Linked DNA regions of Mus musculus: region 1 is linked to region 2. Evidence: chromatin loops called from intact Hi-C (ENCODE). Cell type or tissue: heart. All regions are shown on one strand.

Evidence for each region. Hi-C counts contacts between places; a loop is a spot of excess contacts. Peaks named below come from ENCODE experiments on the same cell type or tissue, not always from the same donor. Only the 100,000 strongest peaks of a DNase experiment are listed, where the experiment ranks them.
Region 1: it touches region 2 in a loop (2.8-fold over the local background); 19 of 42 quality-filtered maps call a loop at or near these places.

Annotation. Positions count from the first base shown.
Region 1 is chr7:24,733,094-24,741,093 of GRCm38, reverse strand. No RefSeq gene overlaps it. Among named protein-coding and RNA genes, the nearest start is that of Lypd11, 10 kb to the right of the region's middle. In heart, no CTCF peak of the experiment used is centred here; no DNase peak of the experiment used is centred here; H3K4me3 peaks cover 499 bases.
Region 2 is chr7:24,668,238-24,676,237 of GRCm38, reverse strand. Tex101 (testis expressed gene 101) reads left to right here and starts at 4,188. Exons shown (of 6, transcript NM_019981.2): 1 at 4,188-4,286; 2 at 5,555-5,659; 3 at 5,765-5,905; 4 at 6,339-6,524; 5 at 7,598-7,729; 6 at 7,836-8,000. The coding sequence starts at 5,596. In heart, no CTCF peak of the experiment used is centred here; no DNase peak of the experiment used is centred here.

The sequences.
Region 1 (8,000 bases), 65 kb before region 2:
GGGGGAGGCTATAGGGCTATAGTTATAGGCAGTTTCATTCCAGGCTGAAACCTGCATTGCCCAATGGTGGCTCTGTGAGAGGGGAATGGAGGATGTGTACTTGAGTGTCACAGTCCTTTGGGAGCCCCACATGGGCTGAGGAACCCATGCTCACACCACTGAGAAGTGGAAAGAAGAGTGAGACTGGAAACCCAGGAAGCATCTTCCCCAGTCCACCCCTCCTCTGAGCTTAACAAAAGCCTACTGAAGGGAGGAAAGCTTCATTATGCCTCGTGGTTTTGGGAGCGTAGCTTCATTGCTGCAGGGAAGTCGGCTGCTGCTCCCTGGCTGATGAGAACATGCACCCAGGACTCCTCACATGTGGAAGGATCGGAGGAGAGACTGCGGGTCTGGCTCCGCATGCAGCTTTTCACATGGGTTTTGGAGATCGAACTTGGGTCCTCAGCGTGCTGTGCTCCAAGCGCTATACAGGCTGAGGTAGCAACCAAGTCTGTCTTCCTAACTCTCTATAACAGGGCTTAACCTGGCTCCCCAACAGCCTTTCACAGACCCTGGCTCTGGGGCTCCAGTTGACAAGGAATGGTGTTCACAGAAGGAACCCCCCACCATCTCCATTCACACATTCTTCCTTTTACATTGTTCCTGTTGGCCAGGAACACCCAAACACCTGTTTGGAATCACCCAAAGAGACCAGTGGAACCCCCATGGTTGCCATGGTGATGAAGTACCACAGCCACTGGGACTCCCAGTTTCTGGCCCTCTGTTGGCATTTTCCCCACTGCCATGATGAGGGAGGACCTGAGAAGCCTCCATGCTACCACAGGCTTTGCCTCTACACACAAGGCCACCTCTAAATCAGTCTCTAAGGAACTGAGAGGCACACGGTGCCCTTGGAGACACGGACTCAACCATGAAAAACCTAGGACCCATGCCTCCTAAGGCAGCTAGGCCAGGCCAATTCCATGGTTCCCTGTAATGACACCATTCGTATATCTTAGTTTTGGGTATGCAAGTTGATCTTTAAAACCGACATGGAGTAGTAGATCTCTCTCAAGGTAACAATGGGGTGATGGGGTTGTCAAGCTCTAGAAAACAGTCTGTGTCTCAACAGTGTGTCGGACAGAGAGACTAGTGACTGGAGGGGAAAGGCTTGGCAAGATCTCGGGGGAGGGCCTGAAGAGCTGATGTTCCTTGCTGAGCTGTGTCTGCTGCATGCATCTGTCCCTGTTGGAGCGTGTCGGGCATATGCAGCACCTGGTCAGCCTGGGTATCACTTTGTTACTAGACAGAGAATTACATTGCGGTGTATGTCAACGACAAATCATGGGTGCCCTCCCTACAACTCAGACTGTTCCAGGCAAAGGTAGTCACAGGAGAATTCGAGTTTTTGATAAGCAGCCTTTCTTGATGAAATACTATTTCACATTCAGAGTTAGGTAAATCCCCCTCCTCCACTGCCTCACAAAACCTGGCATAGATGTTTTTGGTCATTATTTTTCTGTCTCTAACTGGACTTCTGAGTTATGGTTCATAAAAATGTCACTAGGGAGTTTTTATTTTTGTTGTTGTTTTTGCTGGGTATGCTGGGTAGCACTGTAGCCTTGAGATAGACCTACTACTTCATGCAGATGTAGCCTTCATCCCTTACTTCCTTTGATGTCACTGGTATAGCAGTGGCCGCTTAGAACTGCATCTCACACAGCACGCGGTCTTTATGTGTCGCTGGGCTCGCTGCTGTTGTGAATGGTGCAGTGACCATGGGGGCAGGCAGGAGTCCCCCAGGCACTCAGAGCACTGATGCTTTGTTCTTTGGCACAGCTGCAACCCATGGGGCTTCAGAGGGAGACATGCTGTTTCACATGGGTGCCAGCTCCTTGCTGCGAAGGAAGGAAGGGTTGACACTGTGTAGTTTCAGAACAGTTATTGTGAGTTAACAGATATGGAGCATAAGTGGACATTGTGAGTTAAAACATTCTTACTAGAGAAAAGTCTGTAAGAAAAGATTTTGTAAATCTCTTAATTATGTGTAAAATATGTCTAGAATTTGAAGTGACTAAACTCTAGCACATTGTCCGTCAGGTCTCAGCGTCTTCCTAATGCTGTGACCCTCTAATACAGTTTCTCGGGTCGAGCTGCCTCCCTCCCAACTGGAAAATTATTTCATTGCTATTTCATGACTGTAATTTTGCTACTGCTGTGAATGGCAATGGAAATATCTGAGATGCAGGATCTCTGATAGGAAACCCCTGGGAAAAAGTGGTTCGAGCCCCATGTAGGACGAAGCCCCATAAGGCTCTAGAGCCAAATGCTGCAGATCTTACGAAGTTGTGGCTTGGCTACATCGCATTAGGACTACTAGGAGTAGTATGATACTCTTGCCCAGAAGTGAGCCTTTGCTGTGTGCACATGTGCAGAGGCCAGTTCTTGAGATGGATGTCTTCTTTTATTGGTCTGCACCTTGTTTTCTGAGACAGGGTGTGTCACAGGCTCTGGAGCTCACCAATTCTGTCTCTACCCTCTAGAGCTGGGTCACAGGTAATCCCTGCTGTGCGTGGTTTTTGCCTGGGTTCTGGGAATCTGACCTCAGGTCCTCATGCTTGTTTGTCAGGGACGTTACTTGCGGACTCAACTCTCCAGACCCATCAGGTTTTTTTTTTTTTTTTTTTTTTTTTTTTTTTTTAAGGGCTGGAGAGGGCTCAGGGTTTAGAATTCTTGCTTGTTTTGCAGAGAACCCAGGTTCAATTTCCAGCACTTACATGGTGGCTCACAAGCACCCCAATTTCAGATTAGTAGGATCCGACACCCTCTTTGGAACTCCTAGAGCGCAGGGCACGAGCATGCTGCTTAAATGTACATTCATGTAAAACATTGTATACAATATAAATAAATGAATCTTTAAGAAATGTTTTTTTTTAAGTCACAGTGGTTACATTATATAGTAGTCCTCAATACTGTTTGCCATCTCATAGAATTTAATGCTCTCAGACAAGTAAGTGATTTGTGACTTCTGGAGGGGGATGGGGAGAAATTAGGCCAGATACTTTTAGGCTGTAGAATGGGCAGAATGGGTTGGTGTCTTTATGTACCAGAGAAAGCTATATCCCTTAATTCCTGTTCTATCTGGTTCTTTCTCTTTGGGGTGTAGACAGTGGTATTTTGGAGATAATTTCAGCCCATGAGAGTTGACATTAAAGTTTTTGAAGGAATGGAAGCTAGTTTCTGAACACAGACATTATTAAGAATCAAGCACATTTTCAGTTAAGGTATATTTAAAAGAAAGGGAACTGGTTGTATCTGTCCCACATTCGAGAATCAAAAGATTTTTTCCTCTCAGAGTAGTTTAGACCAAGATTGAGAATTTGAACTCTCTGCTTCTTTCTGTGTCTTCTTTCTATCCCTGTTGTCTGTTGTTAATGCCAGTCTGTGTCTAATGAAGAGACCCTAAGCTCTGGCAGGCCTTACCCTTCTCCCTTATTCCCTCTGCCTTGGTAAAAAACTTAGATTTCATCCTTTAATCAAGGTCTGTTCCCTTATTTGGCCACTCCCTCCCCCTAAGACTGACTACCAAGGTCCAGCTGTCAAGCTACTGACATCGAGCAATCAAAAGCCCCCATTGGCTCACCTAATTCACACGCCCCATCCTAACGCGGAGCTCCCCCCCTGAACCTTTATAACCTGCCATTTTCCTACGGGCCTCCCCTGTCCCTCTTCATCCAGAGGCAGTCCTTTGTCAACTTCCCATTCAGAACAAACACCCCTTGCCCCTCTCCCTTGTCTTCTATCTCCTATCTTTGTCTCTTATTCCCTGCCCTTTGTCCCTCTAAGGCAAATGAATCTCCTTCGTGCTGAGATCTGGGTCTTGGGCTATCTTGAACAGGTGCTAAGACTTTCATTGATGCTGTAACTTGGATTCAGCCTTTAGAACCCCCCCCTCCCACTTCACCTACACACACACACACACACACACACACACACACACACACACTATTAGCCCAGTTCTTGCGCATTTGGACCTCAGGCCTTCTCTATTTAACAGTGGCTAACTGGTAAGTTTCCCCCTAAACTCCTCGCCTTCCTGCACTTCCGGGAGCCCATGCTGTTCAGGTCAGTGTGGTTGGCAAGCTTTCCTTACACTTTTGGCAGCTGTACTGCCAGAATCTGGAGCCCCTCCCCCCTCCAAAAATCCCCATTGACAGGTCCCGGAAGGTCTTCAAGGAACAACTGTGTCTTTTCTTTCGGTGATGGAAACTGGGTGACTATAAGATCTCTTGTTCCCAGAGATCTCCTTACAGTCTCTGGAGATTCATGGGACACCTGTCTCTACCTTGGCCCATCAGCCTCCACTGGCGATGGGAATAGCTTCCTCCACCCAGAAAACTCATACTCAAAATATTAACCTTGCACTTCGGCACTCAAGGATAACTCTGCACCTGAGTGTGGCTCTGTTTTCTCTTCTCTCTGCTCCAAGCCCTCTGTGTGGCCCCTACCCTCCCTGAACTTTTTTCTGCGTTCTGTTGTTTCATACACACTCTGTTTCTTGTCCTATTTAATCCGCTGCGAGCTGCAGAAATACTGACTGCTCAGCATTCTGTGCCCACAAGCTGCTGTGCATGCACCTGGCATAGCTAGGAGTCACAACAACAGAATCACACCGTGTGCCCAATGTGCCCGCACAGATCCACCCCTACTGCAGCCCACCGGTTGGCTTTACAGGCCAGGCCTTCCGAAAGCCCACCTCAGCTGCCACTTCCGCGGCTGCCACCACTGCACCCCTTGGCATAGATGCTGCAGGCCACGCCTCTCAGGCCCAAGCCCTACAGGATACCGCACAGGCCACGCCCCTTGTGGCCACGCCCCTAGCTGCTGCAGCTGACCTTAGCTGGCCAGAGGCACTGCAGCCACTGGCTTTTTTTCCTTCTGCCCCTACAACAGATTCCTCTCCAGATTTCCTCCACTGCCAGCGCCTCCACTGCCAATCTGCCCGACCCACTCTGCACAGCCCAGTCCAGCCCTGGCTAGCCGGGAGAAGTCAGTGCTCATGCGCACTGAGCACTTGCAACCCCATGCTCAACTTCACTTTTTCCCTCTCTAGCAACCCCACCTCTCAAACAAACCCACACCTTTCCTCCAAGAGGAACTGCAGCTTCTGAACTACTGCGACGCCCCACACGCTGCACCTCTACAGAACCCCCTTCCCATCCTGAAACCAAACTCCCCCGCCCATCATCTACAGTGGAAGTTTAAGTCACACTGGCTCCCTTGGCAGCCCTACCTCCCCTGTTAAGGCCACCAAGGCCCAATGCCACTTTCCCAACTTAACCCTTTCCTGTCCTGACACTGCCTACAGCTTAAACTGAATGAGGAAAAAAAAAGTGTAATACTCTGTAATGGTAGAAGTTTACTGACTCTAATTATGGTTCATTTTGATGGTAAAGGATCTCCAATCAAATTGTCAACTCAGATTTTAAGGCTCAAACTTAACATGGATAATAAAAGTGTACTAACATTGTAAACTGTTAAGATAATTAAGACATGCAGGTTAATAGTCAACCTTATAAGTAATCGAATTCTTTAATGTGTTCAGAAGTATACTTACACTCATGGTTATTTACCAAAATAAGCTTTATTTAGCCTCTTGTATGTGTTCTCCAGGCTAAGCCTAAGATCAGGTATATTTAGTAAATATACCTTGGTCTTCAAATTCCTCAGGGATCTGCTGAACACGGCATTTTAAAATGTTGAAAACAAACCTTCCCACAATAAACAGAGATTCCCCCTCCTAACAACAACAAAAAAAAGTTAAAAGTCTCCAAAGAAAAGAGATTGGACACCTCACCAATGGCTCCACCTGAATTGTGGGGACGATAACCACAAGGCTGAACTGCCCCATGCCTCAACTGCGTCCGGGAACCTGCTGCACAAACCTTTGGACACTTTTGGGTTGGCTGCTGTACTCTGCCTTGGTCAAAATGAGGTCAGTTTTTCCAAGTTCTCCCTCTACAGGAAAACTTCCCTGGCCTGGGTCTGACAGGGAAGACTGCTGCTCTGAGTGACTACTGGAGATTAAATGTTGCATGTGTCTGACAGCTGGGGACAGACTGCCTCGGCAGTGAACCATCTAAGACTTGTGTACACTTTGCCTCGCTGACAGGCCTCCACTAACGAAGACTGGAGCTGCTGAAGGTCATAAGGAACAGACAGCTAAGTTAGGTAGGTCAAGGCAGAAATGAAAGATGCAAGTAATAGGGTCTAAGGATGCAGAGATTCAGATACATTTTGCCGGTGTAAGAAAAGCTTAAGGGGCTGTGGGTCTGAGAAAGAAATTGAAGGTGTGTAAATCCAAGCCATGACTCAGGAGAAGTCTGGGAACCCCTCTCAGTCCCTCTGCCTTACACAGGCTCTGCTTCAACACACAAACCTGGACCCTCTATCCCTCCAGACCCCTCGCTTAACTTCCTCCTTTCAGGGTTTTCCTCCTCTCGCTCCATCCCCCCTCCCTCAAGTCCCGTTCCCTGACTAGGAAAGGATAGCCTCTCCAAAATTGTCACAAACTTTGTCTTCTGTCCCAACAACAGCTCCCAAAGCTCCTGTATGTCCCCCCCTTCCTCAGCCTCTGTTTGTACACGCTCACGTTTGTACACACTCCCCTGTTTGTACACGCTCCCCTGTGTGTACATGCCATCCTGTTTGTACATGCTCTCCTGTTTGTACACGCTCCCCTGTTTGTACACGCTCCCCTGTTTGTACACACTCCCCTGTTTGTACATGCTCCCCTGTTTGTACACACTCCCCTGTTTGTACACACTCCCCTGTTTGTACACACTCCCCTGTTTGTACACGCTCCCCTGTTTGTACACGCTCCCCTGTTTGTACATGCCATCCTGTTTGTACATGCTCTCCTGTTTGTACACACTCCCCTGTTTGTACACAATCCCCTGTTTGTACACACTCCCCTGTTTGTACACACTCCCCTGTTTGTACACACTCCCCTGTTTGTACACGATCTCCTGTTTGTACAAGCTCCCCTGTTTGTACATGCTCTCCTGTTTCTACACACTCTCCTGTTTGTACATGCTCCCCTGTTTGTACACGCTCCCCTGTTTGTACACACTCCCCTGTTTGTACATGCTCTTCTGTTTGTACATGCTCCCCTGTTTGTACACACTCCCCTGTTTGTACACACTCCCCCGTTTGTACACACTCCTCTGTTTGTACATGCCCTTCTGTTTGTACATGCTCCCCTGTTTGTACACGCTCCCCTGTTTGTACATGCTCCCACTCTCCAGAAATTCTAAAGCCTCCCATTCCCTGTGCCCACTTTTTTAGCCGACCGCATTCTGTGGGGTATCACCTCACCTTCTCTTGCTGTACAGCACATTTAAAGACCCTTCTTCCTACATTTACAAACCACAATGCCTCCTACCATTAACCAGCCTCTGCTGGGCCTCAAACCCATCATTTCTATGCTCCACTCCTTCATGGGACAATACTCCCACAGTAACAGTCAAAGCAGCTAACAGAACCTTCTGCCCACTCTCAAGACCATTTTACCTTCACATAGATGGGTTCTGATACTCAAAAATCCTGGCAGCAAAACTAGGCTACAATCCCCCAGGGCTTCAGAGACAGTCCCCCAACTTTTTGGCCTGGCCTGCCTTCCCCCTTTTTCCTGCTGCCTGCTTCAGTATATAGAAGACCTCCCCGTCTGCAGTCTTCCCTTCTCTGATAGCCAATCTGACACTGCCCCACTCCTTGACTTCAGTTCCAAGAGTTACCAGCTTTCTTATACCAAGTTTGCAAACACTTTCTTAGACCAACCTTTGCCCCCCCCCCCACCCCGTCGCTTACCTCTCCCAACCTAGGCAGCACCATCCACAGACCCTCTGCTCACCTCTGAATCTAATTAACAAACCCTGGGGTCCACTCCCACAATCCATCTCTCTCTCTCTCTCTCTCTCTCTCTCTCTCTCTCTCTCTCTCCCTCTTCCTAACTTATGATC
Region 2 (8,000 bases):
GTCATTGGATCCACAATGGAGAGATTGGAGTGGTGGGTCCCAGGCATGAGATGGTGCCTGCCCACATTCAGGGTGGGTTGTCCACATGAATTATTCCCACCTCAGTTAATAATCTCTGGAAACACACTCAGCAGTCACAGCCCCAAAGGTGTGCTACATTAGTGCCCTCAGTGTCTCCTTTTCAAATCACCTTGTCAAATACATTAATCACCATACATATCATACAGTCTTTTTATTTGTCTAGATGGAAGTTGGAGTCTTCCATTTAGAAGAGTTTCTATCCCATGAGTCACTGCTCCATCATTGTAACGTTATGTCCACCAGGAGTTCACATAATGAGGCAAAGAAGAGGGCAGAGATTATAGAGAACAGCTCCTCAGAACTGGGGTTACAGTCTGCACTATCAAAACTGCCTTTTACAAGACATCTTAACCCCCACCCCAACCTGCCTTGGCATCTCTTCCTGGGCTTATGGGAATGTGCCATCACACCCAACTAAACAGAATCACTCACAGATGTAACATCAGAATACAGGGGAAACCCATGGTGCCCAAGGAACCAAGGAACAAACCCCGTATGTTAAACATGTTGCTGTGGCTGGAGAGACAACTGTGCAGTCAGAAGTGCATCCTGCTCTTCCTGGTTCCCAGCACCCAGGTTCCATGGTTCCAGCCATGCCCAACCCTACCTCTAGAGGCTCCAATCTCCTGTTCCTGAACCCTGAGGGCACTGCCCTCACATGCCCATACCCACAGGCAGATACAGGCACAGGCACCTGATTAAAAATAAACCTGAGAGGCTGAGGCAGAGGGATTGAAAGCTTGAGAGAGACAAGACTGCACAGCAAAGATCTGTGGGTGCAGAATCCACTTAGTGCAGCTAGCTCAGGACCACAGATCTGGGTGTGGCGGCGGCACACACCTTTGATTTCAGCACTGGGGAGGCAGAGGCTGGTGGATGTCTGAGTTCAGTGCCACTCTGTTTTATGGAGAGAGGTCAGGGAATTCCAATGTCTCACAGAGAAAGCCTGTCTATAAATAAATAAAGCAAGTAATTAGGATCACAAAAAGAGATGGGGGGGAGGGGGAGGTGTGACACAGCACTTCACCCCTGTTATTTCAGCAGAAGCCAGTTGAAGCCAAAGCAAGATGATTACCACAAGTTCAACATCAGCCTGGTCTACCCATGGAGTTCCACGTCAGCCACAGCTACCAATATACAGGAGATCCTTTCTCATATAAATAAATAAATAAAGCCTCAGGTCCACTGTGAACTTGGCTCAGGCAGGCCTCAGGTCTGGGGATGCTGTGAACTTCGTAAGTTTGCAAACTTACATGAAGGGGCTCTATGAGAGATTGCAATTCCCTCCTAATGAGCATACCCCCGAACAGAAGCCCGCCCTCAGTTTTGGTGTGTGGCAGTTGCTGAGTCCTTAGGGCATGGCACTACTTAAGAAGGATTAGGTGTGGCCTTGTTGGAGTAGGTGTGGCCTTGTTGGAGTAGGTGTGGCCTTGTTGGAGTAGGTGTGGCCTTGTTGGAGTAGGTGTGGCCTTGTTGGAGTGTGTCAGTGGGGGTGGCTTTGATGTTGGAAAGTCTCAAGCCAGGCCCAGTGGCTTTCTTTCTCTTCCTGCTGCCTTCAGATCCAGAGACAGCCTCTTCAGCTTGCCTGTGAGGAACTAAATGAAGTTGTTTCCTGTATAACAGTTAGCGTGGTAATGGTGTCTCCACGGTGTAGTAGAACACCGACCAAAACACATGGTAATTTCTGAACAAGTGATTCCCCAGGGAGGAGGGAGAAAAAGGCTCTACTTCCTGGTATTTCCACATTCCAGGGGTGTGCTTACTCAAAGCCACCAAGATGCCACTGACCAGACATGTGAGGACATGATCAAAAGGCTCCAGCGTGGAGGACAGAGCAGTCAGAACTTCAAGGACATCCTTGGCTACTATCGACTTTAGAGCCAGCCTGGGCTCTGTGAGATTCTGTCTCCAAATGCAAAGAGAAGACACATTTTAGTTGCATTTCTAGTGTCCAGTTCAGTAGTGTTGAGCATGTTCACGGTGTGGTCAGCAGATCCCCAGAACACACTGACACCCTGCCATTACAAACAACTCTCAGGGCTGTGGCTATAGACTGCTCATCTCCATGCACCTGCTCCATCTGCCGCCCTGTATCAACCAGGTGTGGGGTGCGTGCCTGAAATCCCAGAGCATAGGAGATGGAGGTAGGAGGGCCAAGTGCTCAAGGCTGTCTTCTCTGGCTACACTGTGAGTTCAAGACCAGCCTAGGCTAGGTTTGAAAAGAACTCTGTTCCAGGTGTGCAACAATCCTATAATCTTAGCACCTGAGGGACAGAAGCAGGGGGGAGCCCCAGGAAGTTTGAGGCTAGACTTTCTATATGGGAATTTTCATCCCTATCTACCTGGGGACACTCTCTCATAAATAATGAACAGGAATTTATCAGTAGCAATCATATAACATTTCTACCGTACAACTGTGACAGAGATAAGTGACCCAAATCGTGAGAAATATGGCAAGTGGTGACTGTCCAACAATTACTTTTAAAGTCCCATTGAATTGCAAATCCTCAGAATTTATAATTATGTCCATTTATAGAAACTAGCTTGGCTGTTTTTCTTGAAAATGTAAACATTCTCCTTCCTGGGTTAGTTAACTCCAGTAAACCACTGGCCCTCATCCCAAAGAGAAAGAACTATACAGAATAGGAAATAGTTTCTCTGATTCCTAAAGACCCCAACACATAATGTTCTATAACCCTGGGACTTAATATATGGTCATAATTCTTCCCCATTTCCCCCACAAATCACATACCTGTCTGAAGAGCATTGAATCCTAGGAAGCCAAATTCTTACTATTAAGACTAATGAGCAATGTAATTGAAATATTTTGTTTCTTACATTATCTGTTAAGATTCAAAAAGACATTTGGGGCTCTCATGGTGCACACCTTTAATCCCAGCACTCAGGAAGCTGTGACAGGTGGATCTCTGAGTTCAAGGACAACCTGGTTCTAGAGCAAGTTCCAGGACAGCCAGGACTACACAGAGAAACCCTGTCTCAGAGGAAAAAAAGACATTTCTGGGAGTCTGGAGAGATGACCTAAGTGGGCAAAGTGCTTGCCATGCAAGCTCGAGGACATGGGCCATAATCCCTAGTACCCAGTGTTGTATAAATGGTGGACTCAAGAAGAGGGTTCAGTAAAGGGTCATTTTCAGCTACAGAGAGGGTTTAACGCCATCCTGGGCTAGAAGACTCTGCCTGAACAAAACAATAGTTGAACAAAGTAAAATATATTTAAAGATCAAATTAAACCCATTTTTTTGTTTTACTTACTTGGAGGAAGGAGAGGAGGAGGGGGAAGAGAAGTCGGAGAACTGAAAAGCAGCAAAATAGCTCAGGGGATAGAAGTTCCTGCTACCAAATCTAGCAATTCTGAGTTTGATTCCCTGGACCCACATGCTGGAAGGTGGGAACTGAGAACCCCTAAGCTCCAGACATGAGCCTTGACACACAAATGAACACACACACACACACACACACACACACATTAAAATGTAATCCAAGAATTTAAATCCATGTGTAACTCGTCCAAATGTTTTGACAAATTTAAGTGGTTTTGTACGATGTGCAGGCAACCTGGGCTGTCCCCCGATTGCTACTCAGACCTACAATATTTAGAGGCACCTTAAGCTACAGGAAAGAGAGCTATATCCTCTACTCAGCCCTGAAGGTCAGGATTAGAGGGTGAAAGTCTCCATTGCTGAATGGAGAAGGAGGAAGATTAAGTTGGCACATGGGCCTCTGGGTGGGTGCTGGAACAGGGGCATGGCGAGGAATATGAAAGACCCTTTAGGTAGGTATTTAGTTCTATGGGCAAACGCCAAGTTTACTATTTAGAGCGGTGGGGGAGCTGAGGCAGTGTCCACAAACAGGGAAACACGTAGCCTGGAGCCCCCGCTCCCACATACACTCCGGGTAGCAACGGCCAGGGGCGGCGCATGTGACTTCAGACGCGGCCAGTGATTGGCTTCTCTGGGGACCAATGAGATGCAGTGATTCTCCAAACTCGACCAATCAGGCCATGCAATGAGTCACGTTCAACCAATGAGACCTCGAGTATCCTGTCCAGGCTGGCCCCGCCTTCCGTGCCTCCTGGAGCCGCACCAGGAACACTGCACACGGTACCGGTCGCCATCGAAGCTGGGTGCACGGAGGACACACTGTGGCCTGAAAAAAATTTTCCTGGTTTAAAAAGAAATAGACCGGTATTCCCCAAACCCAAGGAGGGAATGGAAGGAGGAGAAGGGGTCATGGGCGGGACTCCTGAGGGGAAAAGGCAGCCCGAGGGACCCCTCGGTCTGAGGGAGCAGCGCTAGGGGCCGGGACTCCAGGGTCGAAGGAAGAAAGGCTGGGGGTCTGGAATTCTGGGTCTGAGAGAAGATGGTTGGGGACCTGGAAAGCTGGTGCCAGGACTCCAAGGTCTGAGGGAGGAGGCTAGTGTCTGGTTTGTCAATGGGGTCTGGGAGAGGAGGACTGGGGGTCTAGACTTCTGTGTCCGAGGGAGGAAGGTTGGGAGTCTGGAACTCTGGAACACTAAATAAGATGGGGGAAAGCTGGCCCCCGGATTCCTGGGTCTGAGAGAGGAGGCATAGCGATCTGGAATTCTGAGTTTGAAAAAGGAAAGCTGGAGCCCAGGCTCCAGGATTTGAGGAAGGCGGACTGGGGTCTGAATTCATTGTTCTGAGGGAGAAAACTGGCTAATCGTGTCTGAAGGAAGAGGCTAAGGTCTAGTCTGGCCAACAGTCTTGCTAACTGTGTCAAAGGGAGGAGGCTAAGGTCTGGTCGGGCTACCGGGTCTGAGGGAGGAGGCAAGGGTCTGTCTATTGAGTCTGAGGGTGAAGGGCTGAGTTTGAGGCCCTCAGCCTGTATTCTGAGGCAGAGGGGGCTGGTGTGGGACCCCTATGTCTAAGGAAGAAGAACGAGATTCTCTTCTTCTGTTAGGAGTGCTGGGTTCTGAACTTTTGCTCTGACGGAGGACCTGGAATCTATATTTCAGTATCAAGGAGCAGAGTTTGCCTAGACTTTTGAGTCTGAGGGAATAGGCTGGCTGCCCAGAATCATGTGTCCGTTGGGAGGGAAGTAGCTGGAACTCAAACTCCTGAGTCCTAGGAGGAAGAGGACAGTGCCCTCCAAATTCCAGTTTTGGTGGAGCTAGACTCTAAGGGCTAAGATGCTGAGGCCTTGAGAGGTTTTTGCTGTTAAGGTTAAGTCCCTAAGGCTTAAAGCATAAGGCCCACTCTCCTGTGTCTACAAGTTGAAGAAAGACAGTTGCCAAAAGCCTATTGTTTAACTAGAGCTGGCCGGGTCTTAGAGCTTTGGAAACTGAGGCACGATAAACCCGTGGCCTTGCTGTCAATTCACAAGCTACTTCAGGACAGACTTAGGGTCTTGCACACCATAAATCTACCACCAAGTGGACACTTAGAGAAAACTACGATTTAACCCCTCTCTGTCTGGTTGAATTGTGTCCCAGTTCCCAGGTCTTGATCGGCTCTTCCCAACCTTAGAGAAGCCATGGGAGCCTGCCGCATCCAGTATGTCCTGCTCATCTTTCTTCTAATCGCCTCACGTTGGACTCGTACGTGTGGGGTATCTGTAGGAAATGACTGGCTCACAGAGGGTACTGGGGGAAGGGTTACCCCCACAGAGAAGGGCAGTTTCATTTTTTTCCTCATCTTCCTAGTGGTCCAAAATACCTACTGCCAGGTGAGTCAAACCCTGAGTCTGGAAGACGATCCAGGCCGTACCTTTAACTGGACTTCAAAGGCTGAGCAGTGCAATCCAGGAGAACTTTGCCAAGAAACGGTCCTGTTGATTAAAGCAGGTAAGATAGAAGAGAATGGTGGGTCTCAGCTGCCAGCCCCTCAGTGCAGGCTGACGGCAGTCCCGTTGACCGGTTTGGTCTCCAGGCCTAACTAACACCTTGCCTGTCTTCTCAGCTTCGTTTCTCTTTTTCCTCTCACTCCCACTGATCTGTGTTTATAGCTAAACTCAATACCCCGTGGCAATAAAGATGGCCTTTGGAAAGCCAGCCAAGTCGGGGAGGTGCTCGTCTCGAATGCATATGGATCTCAGTTGAATCCCCAAAACCCACATAAAAATGCCAGGCATGGGTGGCATGAGCTTGTAGTCCCAGCACCAGGGAGGCAGAGGCAGGGGGATCCCTTAGGCTTGAGAGAGAGAATAGCTGTGTCCTCTGCTTTCTCCCTGCTGAGCACTGGGCCCACTATTCATGTTCTCTACTTCCTATGTCACAGATGGAACCAGGACCGTCGTTTTGGCCAGTAAGAGCTGTGTTTCTCAAGGAGGAGAGGCGGTGACTTTCATCCAGTATACTGCACCTCCTGGCCTGGTTGCCATCTCTTACAGTAACTACTGCAATGACTCCCTCTGCAACAACAAAGACAGCCTAGCGTCAGTCTGGCGAGTGCCAGAGACCACAGGTACCTGGGACGGGGGATGAGCACTGAGATGTCAGGCTGTCTTCTGTGTTTCTGCTCCGCTTACCCTCAGTGCGCCAAACAGAACAGAGTTCCCCAAGTCTGCAGGGTTCTTTTCTATGTTGTTGCCTTTGCAGTCCAAGCCCCTCTTCAACTCACGTTCACACTTTGTAACACTGTAGATGGGAGCTGGAGAGATGGGTCAGTAGGGAAGGTACCCCTGCCTGTGCCTACCATCCCAACAGCAACCCTGCTCCCATTTCTGTCTCAAACCCACGTTCACATACAGCCTTCTTCTCCACTCGGATTTCAGCTCCTTGAAGATGTTTGCTGAGCCGTCTTAAGTAGTTAGGTGACCCTCCATTTTCTTAACTTGAATGGAGTACCTGAGGTGTAATACGGCTGATTACCCACAAACCTTTGTGCTAGAAATGTCCCTTCATTGCCGGGCGGTGATGGCACACACCTTTAATCCCAGCACTCAGGAGGCAGAGGCAGGCAGATTTCTGAGTTTGAGGCCAGCCTGGTCTACAGAGTGAGTTCCAGGACAGCCAGGGCTACACAGAGAAACCCTGTCTCAAAAAACCAAAAAAAAAAAAGAAATGTCCCTTCACTTCAGTCACCACAGTTAAGCAGAGTGTGGAAGTCATGTGGTCACTGGGGTTTCTTTTTTAGTGTGTGTGTGCGTGTGTGTGTGTGTGTGTGTGTGTGTGTGTGTGTGTGTGTGTGTGTGGTATGTATGTGTATGGTGTGTATGTGTGCATGCACACGTGTGGAAGTCAGAAGACAGCTTTAGAGAATTAATTCTCTCCTTCCACTTTCATATGGGTGCTGAGAATTGAACTCTGGTCTCCAGGTTTGTACGATAACTGCCTTTACCTGCTACATTATCCCTGTACCCCATTGGCTGAGGTTCTGATGAAAAGAAAATCAATTGAAAGAGTGGAAGGGACTTAGTAATGGTCTTGGTTAGTGTGGCCTCTACACAGCACAGGTAGGGGAGATACAACAGCCAGGACCGACTTCTCGGGGTGCTAGTTACAGCCTTAACCGTCCCTCTTTTTATCCCCATCCAGCAACCTCCAACATGTCAGGAACCCGCCACTGCCCGACATGTGTGGCCCTGGGCTCCTGTTCCAGTGCCCCCTCTATGCCCTGTGCCAATGGCACAACTCAGTGCTATCAAGGAAGACTTGAATTCTCTGGAGGTAAAGATCCCTCAGGTTTCTGGTGCTCGGGGCTCTAGAGGTGAGGGAAGACGGGGCTCCCCGTTCCCTAAGCCCCCCCTGTTGCCCCATCTTTTCTGGCTCCTAGGAGGCATGGACGCCACCGTGCAAGTTAAAGGCTGCACCACTACGATCGGCTGCAGACTGATGGCCATGATAGACTCAGTGGGACCCATGACAGTGAAGGAGACCTGTAGTTACCAGTCATTCCTTCAGCCCCGGAAGGCAGAAATCGGGGCCTCTCAGATGCCCA